Linked DNA regions of Mus musculus: region 1 is linked to region 2. Evidence: chromatin loops called from intact Hi-C (ENCODE). Cell type or tissue: left cerebral cortex. All regions are shown on one strand. Each heading gives the region's core, and the rest is flanking DNA. Links, peaks and the distances in the headings are about the cores only.

Region 1 (5,708 bases), core at 393-5,392, 99 kb before region 2:
GAATCGATGCATAATTAAAAATAATTTTTTAAAAAAAAGAAAAGCCGCTTAAATCTCTAAAAGTGGACTATAAATTTATTAGGTGGGAAAATATAAATATGTAGAACTGCATGGCATGTTTGGTATGTGGAGGCTGATGTGGGGTTAGGGATGCAGGAAACTTAACAGTAAGTGTATCAGGATGCCTCAAAAGCTCACACTGAGAATTTATTTTCCTATAAGAAATGGAAGCCACTGAAAGTTTCTCATAGAAACCTTACATTTGAAGTGAAATTAGAGCAATAAGAACCTTGAGTGGAATGGGTGGCAGTAACTAAGTTTACCAGAGTTAGCGTAGGTGTGGGGAATGCTGCACGTGCAACCCAGCCTTGCTGGAAATGAAGGCCGGGGTCTAGAAAATTAATTTAGTAAGCAATTTTCCTTTGACTATGGAGATTTTTAAAAGGGTTTCTTAATAACTTATAGATTTGCCTAGAGAAGATGCGTTAGCTCCAAATTTGGCAACTCCAGAAATATTTCTGTTAATCTGAGTCATTTTAGCTTCTCTAAATTAGGAAAAGAACACGATGTCATATGTGCAGGAGTCTTGATAACTCCTAAAACTTGGATTCAGATATTCCTGGGACAGATTTGGACATGTGCCAGAGGACACTTAAACTCATGTGCCAAGATAGCAATTATTGGGGAAATTTTTAAATAATAGAAAACAAACAAGAATGTTAAAACCAAAAAAAGCATGTTTGGACAGATTATATTTTCTTTTAAAATACATTGCACTTCTTATTTGATAAATTCTGAAGCACATATATATAGCCTATGTTAATCTGAAGAATAAAATTATACAGAACAGTATGTATGGCACATACTACTTATGTAAAATTATGTATCTGTGGTGCATATGTAAGTAGAGAGTTGTCTGAAAGAATGATCACTAAAATGTTCAGGGCTTATCTGAGTATTGAACTTAGAGATGGTTTTTTTCTTTTGTACCTTTTAAATTTATTGATTTTTGTTTTTTACAAACTACATGTATATCATTTTATATTCAGGAAAAAGAAGACAATTGTAATCTTAGGCAAAAACTGAAAGTCAGTGTGTCCCAAATATATGAGGATTGTGAGGATATGAACTTAACAAGTTACTTGAACGCTTAGTCAGAAGGAGCTTTGGTGGTAGCCGTGGGGCAGCAGAGAGATGGGAGACAGGCAGTATTTGAGAATCTGCATGGTCTTTGTTTGAGGAGACTTGTCCGGTGCTGGTAGCCGTGCCTGTGACATGGAGGTAGTGGGAGATGCCATGTGGCCCCTCTGCTGTTAGCCTTCTTCAGTTGGGCCTCTTCCCTGCATTTATCATTTTCAGGTAGCAAATTAGTATTAAGTGCGTAGAGTAGCGGGAGAGAATGGAGGAGGAGAATACCAGGCCTGGGTTCTCCTATTTACTAAGATCAGAGAAACGTTTCACCACTCCTGCCCCATTTTACTTCTTCTAGATCCTCTTTTCTCATCAACAAACATAAAAGATGACTTGCTGAAGTTTCCAGTTAGAGGGCAATAATTGAGCCAGTAGCTTTTCTTGCTCTCATTCGGTCTCCCTAACCAACGCAGAAGGCCTTGACTCATCCGGAGGGCTCTGAAGCATCTCGCCTTGGCGGTCAGGCACTACTCCGTGTATTAACAGTTGGAAGGTCTTTCTAACGCTGTGGGCAGATGTATGTCCAGAGGCATCTGCCCATTCAGTGCACAGTGGAGACATTTAGACTCACAAAGCTGTGCTGCCTAATTTAGAGCATTTTAACTTTTCATGCCTTCCTAGCTTTCTCAGCCCTAGGCAACCACTAATCTACTTTTGTCTCTGTAGATTTTTACATCCCTAGCATTTCATATGCATGAAATCAAATAATATGTGACATCTTTCCCAAAGCATGATGTTTTCAGTGTTTGTCTGTGTCATATATCAGATTTTATTTCTTTTTATTAATGTATAGTATCAGAGAAAATATTCCAGTATGTGAGAAAACTTGATTTTGTTTATTCATTTACTAGTTAAAAGACATTTATGTTGTTCCCACTTTTTTTTGGCCTCTGTGATTAATGTTGCTATAAATATAACAATTATGAATAATGTGTATACAATTTTTATGAAGAAATCTGGTTTTGTATTGGATATATTCTTAAAATTTGGGAGTCTTGGGTATATGCTTCACTGATAGCATGTGTGCTCAGCAGACAGGAGACTCTAGTCATTCCCTAGCAGGAAAAAAATTTTTTGAGGGCCTGACAAACAATTTTCCACGGTGATTATGCCGTTGCAGCTCTGCAGCAAAGAAGGAAGGTTGCAGTTTTTCCTTGTCAGCATCAGTATGTCATTAAATGTAGATATACTTATGTGAAGTAGTAGCTCATTTTAGTTTTGGTTTGTATTTTGTTGTGAAATGGTACTTCATTTTCCAAGTTTTTATCATTGTCATGATTTTTATTCACAGATAGTCCATGGCTTCAACCTTCACTTCACTTAAACATCTATAAAACAATAGTAGAGTTAAATGGAAGATAGAGGGAGTTGTTTTGTTTTTAAAGCTGATTCCAAGATATTTTTGCTTTCTTATTTTAAGACATGTATTTAAAGGCATATTCCATTGAACATTAAAGATGGAAATCAGTATCAAGTACATTTTAAAAAGACATACTTTAAATTTTGAACATATGTGTTTATCTGTTTGCTTATCTGCACGTGTGAGCTCAAGTATCAATAGAGTCCATAGAGAGCTCAAGGTCCCTCCACACTGAAATTAGAGGCAGTTGTGAGCCGTGAACCGTCTGCCGTGGGTGCTGAGAGCTGAGCTCTGGTTCTCCAAGAGCACAATGTGCTCTAATCTGCTGAGCCTTCTCTGCCAGCCTCCAGGTACATTTCAAAACGGACAGAAATTTGGTTCAGTTATGATTCTCTGAGCTGTTACCTTCTTAGCAATCTGCCATGTGTTTCTGCTGAGAAGTAAAGTAGGTAGTATTTCAATTCTAAGACCTGTTCCTCGGCCACCAGATGCAATTCCAGAATATGTTGATAACATGACCCCTTTTCTTTAAATACACACAAAACAAAACACATACAGACTTGACAAAACCAGACATTTTATTAGCAGACTTACTCATTTTATAAATGTAACTATTCTTGGAATATTGTTGCAGGCATTCTAGTGACTATGATGTGATGGAGCCCATGGTGTTTCCCAATCCATTTGTACTGTAGCAGCCATAGAAAAAGTGCTGATGGGGCACCTTGGAGATGAGTGCACAAGACAGGCGTGGCCATATGTGCCTGGCCCAAGGACCCCAACAGGTCCATCTTGGCCTCCTTGAAAACTGCAGGGTTTAATATCTTTAACTTGTCCCCTTATTCATGACAATCAGAAAATTCAGTTTTATACATAAAATAAGCTCATACAGTACATGCAAGTAGTTTGGTTTGGTTTTTCATTTTTTATTTTGCATTTAATAGATTAAAACATTAAGGTTTAATTTTTGTAGAACAAAACACTAAGAATCCGAAATAAAGCTTTTTAAAACAACAGCTTGACTAATAATGAAACACATAATCTATGTGTGCAATGGGGCGTGCTGCATGAGTAAACTCTTAGTTTTTTATCAGGACTTTTAAAAGATTAATATTTAAAATTAGTGACACATTATCATTTTTATAAAGCAAAGTAACTGTGTTTAATGCTTTTAAAGATAATAATTATTCTGACTAAATCTAAGAGCTAAATTTTCACTTCTCCCAAAAGAGAAAAGCCAGTTTAAATATATTCAAAACTTAATGATTTAAACTAAATTTTCAGTGTAAGATCACTTTGTAATCATTTGTTCAGTAATAATTTGGGCTAGGGTTTATGTAAGTTGGTGGTACAGCTTGGCTTAACATGACCAAGGGTTTAACCACTAGGATAAAAAAAAAAAAGCATAGTAAATTTGACTAACTAATCAATGGAAAACAATGGATATTCTCTATTAAATCAATAGTATGTTTGCTTCCATATCATCTATTATATTTTTATGCTGTTGAAAGTAGCAGATAGATATGGCAAATATTTTCAACCAAGAGATAAGCATTTATGATAAATTAGGTACTTTCATGGTATTCCTAGTTCACCCTGTGGAGAAAGTGCTATCCATACCTGGTCTCCCAGAACTTGGTCATGTCTAAAATCCACATCCATTTTATGTCACATATATAAACTGTGTTCTTGTTGAGAATTTTAGTCTTTGAATCAGTTTACACTATTGCCTGCATAATAGCTATGCCAGACAAAGGTCACCATTACCTTCTTAATCTCATTTTAGCAGATGCTGGTAGTTTATAGGCATGTTCACCCTAATCTGTAGAGCTTTTGGTGAGCTGGCTGATCACTGGTGAGAAACTAAACAGTAAGATGTAATTTATTATGGCTTTGGGCTTAAATGCTTATAAATATTATTAAGCAAGAAATTCCTATGATGTTAATTCATCTTTATATTTCTGAAGATTTAATGGGTGGAATCCATTCTTATTGTGTTAGGAAATAATAAAATAGCCTAAAATAAAATAATTAAATTTAGGGATGCTAGTTTGAATTTTAACATAAGTGAGTAAGTCAGAATTCCCAGAGAATCACAGTAGCTGTTGGCAAAAGGGGATTTTACAATTTACCAGAACTGATCACTGGTTGAGGGCTTTTTTTTTTCACGTCTGAAAAAGGATCCAAAGGAACTGGTGAAAGATTATGCTGCTAGTAGGCGTTGACATGTTGTGTACTATGTGTTCTTTTGATCTGATCGCTCAGGATAGGTTCAGTTGGTTGCTATGGTTTCATTTGGGTTCCTGCAAAGCTTTCTGTTCTATTTGCAATAAGTGGAAAATAATGCTTTGCAGAATTATTTCTCAAAAATATTTTCAACTTCCTTTACTTAAGATTACAAATTGCTTTACGGGAAGTTTTCTGGATATTAGAGTAGGCATGGCTCACATGACAACAAAATTTAGTAGTCCTGCAATGTTACAGTTGATAGTGATAAAAACTAGCATGATCAACTTTAAACTTTATCTATCTATGTTAGTGGTGTCATAGCTTTGAAAATATTTGTACAAATTAAATGTCCCATACCCAAAATGCTTATGGCAAATGTGTTTTAGAATTCAGCATAAATTGTGTGTGTGTGTGTGTGTGTGTGTGTGTGTGTGAGCATATACAAAATTAAAATGGAGTTGCTCAGATTTCACAAACCTGAAGTTTTGCTGTAGAGAGGAAGAATTTTCCCAGTAGCCACATGCTTAGTGTGTGGGTTAAAAATAAAATCTTCTCTTGTCATACATCAAGAGATGTGGCTAGATATAATAAGGAAAGGGAGGTTTTTAATTTTTCTTAGTGATTGTCTTTGATTTTTCTTCATCTGTACCTAGGTTTTCTGAACTACTCTTATACCACCTATTTTTAAATCTCTTAATAATTGGAGTATACTTATGATTGCTAAAAATGCTCATTGCTGCATAACAGAGCTCTGGAACTTTTTATCTGTGCAGCTGGAACTGTGTACCCATGTTTTCTCCTCTCTCCTAGCTCCTGCCACCCACACCCACCACCTTTTCTTTCCTTCCATTGCTTCCAGCATGCATTGGAATTCTTCATCAGGCGATTCATGGATGTCTATTTCTTTGGGCTGAGACCCAGGAGGTTT
Region 2 (5,708 bases), core at 520-5,519:
AGCTAACCCACAGGAGCCAGTTTCTACACAGCCAGGGACCATGTTGCTTTTCAGCTTGGTGGTGAAGGGGGGCACGCACCCTACCTCAGAGGCAGCCAAACTGATGGTTATTGTATTGTAGTGGGTAAGAGAAATCTGCATGGTTCAGCCTACAGGAAAGACCCAGGGCCACAGTTTTTAATAGTAATTAACACTAATATAGCCAGAGTTTTAGCATACAATAATAAAACACATCTGTAATCAGCTGAGCTCGATCGCTCTGATGGTCTCGGCCTCTTGACATGTACAGCTCACAGCTGGCAAAGCTGGTTGCAGGACACTTCAATCTGCATGGTCTATAGGTCCCCAGCTCTGTCTTTACGGATCTACCCTCTTGCTCCTGAGGTAGCATCTATGCAGTCCTTACTCAGATACACACTCGAGCGTCCAAGTGCACTGGCCCTACCAACCATGGATTGATTCCGTATATGCAGAAGGGAAACTTCTAGACCTTTCAAAAAAAAAAAGCAAAACTCGAATTAGCGATTCACCAAGGACTATGAAGAATCCTTACGGATGAAACAAAGCCAAGGCTTCACTGTTGGAGCCTTTCAGTGTTTCACATGCCCGAGCCGCACCAGTGCCCATTGGTTGAAACTTATCCATATGGACTTGCATTCACGGACGGTGAAATTGGCCTTTGTGTTACCTTTGTACCGAACCAGTATGGGCTTTTTCTCCCATAATGAACAAGGCAGTATGCCAGCTGTTCACATGACACTTGTAGTGGGTATCATATGAAGGTCAGAAGATTTAAACAACACTGGAGTGTGCGTAGTTTTATACAACCGCCATTTTGGTATCCAAGGGAGGGAGAGGTCCTGGAACCAGTCATCTGCAGCTACCAAGAGACTTAATGATACACAGGAGTCCGTAAACGTACTTAATAACCACAGCGCCTGAAGGAGAGACGCTTTCAAGCATGATTCTGCCTAACCCGGGGAACCAGGAGGTATGGAGGTCCCGAGACCTGTCTACAGGACACTGGGGAAAGCTCTCTGGCAAAGAAAGTGAAAGCTCGTGTGCTTAGGGAGTGGGATTTGCATCCTGAAAAGATGTCTGCTAACTGCCAGTCAGAAACTCATCACTGTAGGCACCTCAGAGTTCAACCTGTGGTTCAAAGTAAAGATTAAAGACTCCAAAATAAGACTCGGTGATGTTCGCCTGGCTCAGATGGGACACCCTCTGGGGTGGCACCTAAAAAACAAAAGTCGAGATCAAGTACCTCACTTCTATAGCAGTAGCAGCATCACGAGACAAAACAGTCCGCTCAAGTCTGCCCTGCGCCCACTCGAGCAGTTCCTGTGGCCCTGAGCAGCTCTCGGGATGCCAGAACCAACCCAGGGCCTAGGAGCTCAGAAGGGCTGTGGTTTACACCCAGAGTTCACAAGGCTGTGGTAAGCAGTGGCCAGGGCTTCCTATTTTCTTCTGATGCCCCAAGAGGCGAGGCGTACATTTTGTCATCCCTGAGTCCTTAGGCCCCATTGACCTCAGTTTTCCTGGACTCCCCTACATACCCAAGACCCGATATGATCCCCATTCCCAAGGTATCCCATCCCCATTTACTGACACCCTACCCTCACAATTTGTAGTCTCCCCTCCCCCAGCCTGAAACCTGCTTGCTCAGGGGTGGAGCTTCCCGCTCAATCGTTCTGCCACGCCCACTGCTGGAACCTGCCGCTTTGATGTTTTGAGCCATACACGTGGTCACCCTGCTACTGGACTCCAAGATTATTTGGCGGGAATCCGGTCCCTCCCCCTTCCTTCATAACGGAGTGCCAGAATAGTAAAAATTGAACCTTGAGCAGAGAGCTTTGTCTTGGTTCCTTCCTTATCTCGCGCAACCCAGCCCTTCTTCTCTTCCAGGTTTCCAAAATGCCTTTCCAGGCTAGAACCCAGACCTATGATCTGCTGGCCGGACACAACAACAATTGACTCACACAGCAATTCCTCCACAATCCAGTGTCTAAGCTCTGTGTTTGGTGGGGAGAGAGAGAACTGTTTCTATATCATCCTTCCCAAAAAGGACCTTGTTTCTTACTGGGTCCTTCTCTACAGTGATGCCGAACGCCAACACCTAGAAGCTGCCTTGCCTGCTCCAGGCTCATTGCAGGGTTCTGCTTGGGCCATGCAAGCTGTGGGAGCCTTGGATCACAAGGTGTCCCGGCTACCTGCTCCCACCCCCAGGTGGGGGTGGGGGTGAAGGAAAGGGGTGCCTCTGTGTGTTCCTGCTCTGGCCCTGCTCTGTGGGGGCGGAGCAAGCAGGCTCGGTTGAGCCCAGCAGCCTTACCAGCTGGCGAGCTCTCCAGATCTTTCTCTACCCCCACGGCACCTCCTCCTCTCACCTAAAATGGGAGGAGAGAGGGGGAGGCAGCGCTGATTTTCCTCCTGGGCTGAATTTATCCCAACTACATGCAGACCGGCTGCGGAAGCCTAGAGAAGATAAACAAAGAAGGCTTGTTAGAATTTTCAGAACTCTCCCAAACTCAGCCCCCTCGTTTTCTTCCTACCTTACTGGGGAAGAGCTGGCTTAGCGTCTGCTGCTCCAAAGTGCATGTGAGGGGCGCTCACAGCTCAAAGCTGCCTACCTGCTTTCAAGCAGCCTTAGACCCCCTAAGATGAGATTCATCTGATAGGTGCCTGCCATTTTTTTCCTAACCGTTTTCAAGCTGGTCTTCCCTATTGTGGCACTAACTAGCTCTGTTAGGTTCTAGATGCAGTGGTTCTGGAGAACACGGCGACTAAGGACATGTTAATGTCATCTACAGAGAGAGATGGGGGTGGGACATCAGCATGGCAGAACCTGAGAGGGTAGATCAGGCTCTAGCACCAGAGAGAGCGCTCGTGATGGAGTTTCTGAAGAGAATCAGAGCCCCAGTAAAAAAAGAAGGAGCCTCTTCATAGACCTTTTGAGGGTGGAGGAGGTTCCCTGCAGAAGCCTGGATTCAGGCTCCCTGATTCCAAGGCAGGGAGCAAGGAAAGGGGTCAGGGAACATGATGTGGCACCCCTTTAATGTATACCCACTTCCTAGGTGAGATGTCGGGACACACAGGTCTGCTAGCTTGGGACTCGTAATGTCCCGGTAGGATGCCTGCCAAGGGATGAGAAGAAGAGGCTGGAGCTAATGTTACACTCTTACACCCTCGGCCCTAAGCTTTCTCTAGAGCAACAACAGTTGGTCTGACTGTTTCTTGTGCTCTCCTTCCCCCATGGAGGTTTGCAGGAGAGATAGGCAGATACTCCGGAAGGATTAAGAGGAGTGTCAAGCTCAGATGTTCCCCACTTGGCACGCTAGGCTTGGACCAAGAGAGTGGCTATGGGCCAGAAAGAAAAATCTTGGAAGGTTGTGACAACACCTTGTTCAACCTTCACTATAACTGTTAGCATTCTGTCTAAGCTCCACCCCACTGTTGCCAGGTAGGCCTGACCCACTATAAAAGGGGCTGCTTGCCCTCACTCTTGTTCTCTTGCTCCTCTCTTGCTCTTTCTCTGCTTCCCATCCCCCTCTCTCTCCATGTGCTCATGGCTCTCCTCCCCCTTCCCTCCCTCCCTCCTCCCCCTCCTCCTCCTCCTCCTCCTCCTCCTCCTCCTCCTCCTCTTCCTCCTCCTCCTCCTCCTCTTCTTCTTCTTCTTCTTCTTCTTCTTCTTCTTCTTCTTCTTCTTCTTCTTCTTCTTCTTCTTTTTCTTCTTCTTCGTCTTCTTCTTCTTCTTCTTCTTCTTTCTCTCTCTCTCTCTCTCTCTCTCTCTCTCTCTCTCTCTCTCTCTCTCTGCCTTTCTGCCTCTACTACCCTCTTAACTCCCCTCCCATGCCCTGAATAAACTCTATTCTATACTATACCGTTGTCATGTGGCTGGTCCCTCATGGGGAAGGGATGCCTCAGCATGGACCCACCAAGGTACTCCCTTCCCCCATGCCTGACCACACCTCCATAGAACATCTCTCCCCTCTCTTTATCTTTTTATAAACACAACAATAACCACTGGGCGATAAGCTGTTGGATAGTTTCCATTGGAAGGTGGTAGAAGCCGTTGGGTAATAGACTCAAGTCATGATGAAGTGAGTCAGGTTGTACTGGGCATAGCCCATAGCCATAAAGAATGGTTTAGCCTGACCACTGTATTCCACCTACAGATATAATATGTCCAATTATCTAAAACAAGCAATCAAACAAACAACAAACTACCTTGCTCCCAGTCAACCCCCTCCACACACACACACACACACACACACCTACACAGAGCTGTAACTTCTGGTAGCTACCCATGTATATGCATGCACATATCCCCCATGTATACGCACATATTCCCCCAGCCCTCTGAATATACTCAGCTTTCATGCGGGTGGGAGGGAGTAGGGATCCCTTGCTGCTCCCACAAAGTCATCTCAGCCTGTTGACCTCTGTCTGCTTCTCTGTCTCATTTTTCTTGCAGAAGCCACTCTGGTATTCAGGCCACTGAGGGGCACCTGATTGTGAGTGAGGAGACACAGGTGTGGCCTGACAGGAGGCAGGAGGGACCACTGCAGACAGCAACCACAGCAGTTAAGAGTGATTCACACTGGCCTGGGAGTCTGGAGTAACTGCACCTGACTGTGGCCAAGGCCCGAGGCTCTCTCTCCAGACTTCCCTGTGACCCACCGTTACCCTCAACCCTCTGTCAGCCTTACAAAGCCCTGTGAACCCTCCTGCCTCACCCTCCCAAGTGCTATGACCACAGCATGGAGTCTTCGCACTCAAGTCAACCACACTTCTTTCGGAGTGCTATCTGCCTGATAGAGCCACCATGCTTAGACCACTACAGCATCTGCTACATTGTTAAAAGAGGATAAGGCCCATATTTGGTGGGGAGGGAGATTATAAGCCTCCAGGTCTTGCACAGGCCCCTGCCACTCACACCCACACCAGAATAGCAGCAAGGATTAATGTGCTATGTGAGTCGATATCTATGGCAAGGCCACCAATCAGAGTAGCAAAGAGCCCCTGCCAGCTTTCTGTGTGATATTTGGAGGAGGGGAGGGGAGCATTTTGACTCAAGCCTAAATGCTCTACTTTGATAGTTACTTCTAAGTAGGGCTTTTATTATGATACACCGGGTGCCCAGCAACTCCAGTGGCTCTCCCAGACAGCACTGCAGGTCACTATGACTGATGACCGCCCCATCCCTTTATATTGGCCAGTCAAAGCTCAGGTACTGCTTCCTTCTGCATTTGCTCTTTTTGGTGACATATATCCCCATGCCCAGCCTGTTAGGGACTTCTGTCAATGATAATAGTTCAAACCAAGGCAGGGTGGACCAGAATATCCCTCTAAGCCTTGAAATGACTTTGTGTCTCAGGAGAGTCACAAAGAAGGATTCCTTGGTCTTTGAGAGAGAGCACTCATGTGAGATGTCAGATCAGTCAGGTAGCTCATGGAGACCTGTGGGAGGGAGCTATGGAGAGACTGAGAAACTCTGCTGGAAGTAAGGCCTCAGCAAGTTTTTATTAAAAAAAAAAAATCTTTGAATAAAACAGTGATATTCTGCGACCAGAGGCCTTGAGCAGACAGGAGCTGGTCTCTGATTCTTAGTGCTCTGGAGCCTTGTAATTCACCCATAATGGTAGGAGGAGACTCTGAGAGCAAGCAGTCCCTGATGTCCCCAGAAACCCCTTCCTGATGACATCCAGATG

Evidence for each region. A loop is a pair of places that touch in the nucleus more often than their neighbours do. Peaks named below come from ENCODE experiments on the same cell type or tissue, not always from the same donor. Only the 100,000 strongest peaks of a DNase experiment are listed, where the experiment ranks them.
Region 1: it touches region 2 in a loop (4-fold over the local background); 3 of 42 quality-filtered maps call a loop at or near these places.

The regions. Positions count from the first base shown.
Region 1 is chr2:73,692,329-73,698,036 of GRCm38, reverse strand. All of the region lies in intron 5 of Chn1 (chimerin 1), which reads left to right. Among named protein-coding and RNA genes, the nearest start is that of Chn1, 80 kb to the left of the region's middle. In left cerebral cortex, for the core only: no CTCF peak of the experiment used is centred there; DNase peaks (open chromatin) are centred at 1,277, 1,640, 2,900, 4,794 and 1 more place; H3K27ac peaks cover 3,148 bases.
Region 2 is chr2:73,593,641-73,599,348 of GRCm38, reverse strand. It overlaps Chn1os3 (chimerin 1, opposite strand 3), which reads right to left and starts at 2,823. Exons shown (of 4, transcript NR_040623.1): 1 at 2,330-2,823. In left cerebral cortex, for the core only: no CTCF peak of the experiment used is centred there; DNase peaks (open chromatin) are centred at 1,542, 2,414 and 3,124; H3K27ac peaks cover 4,658 bases.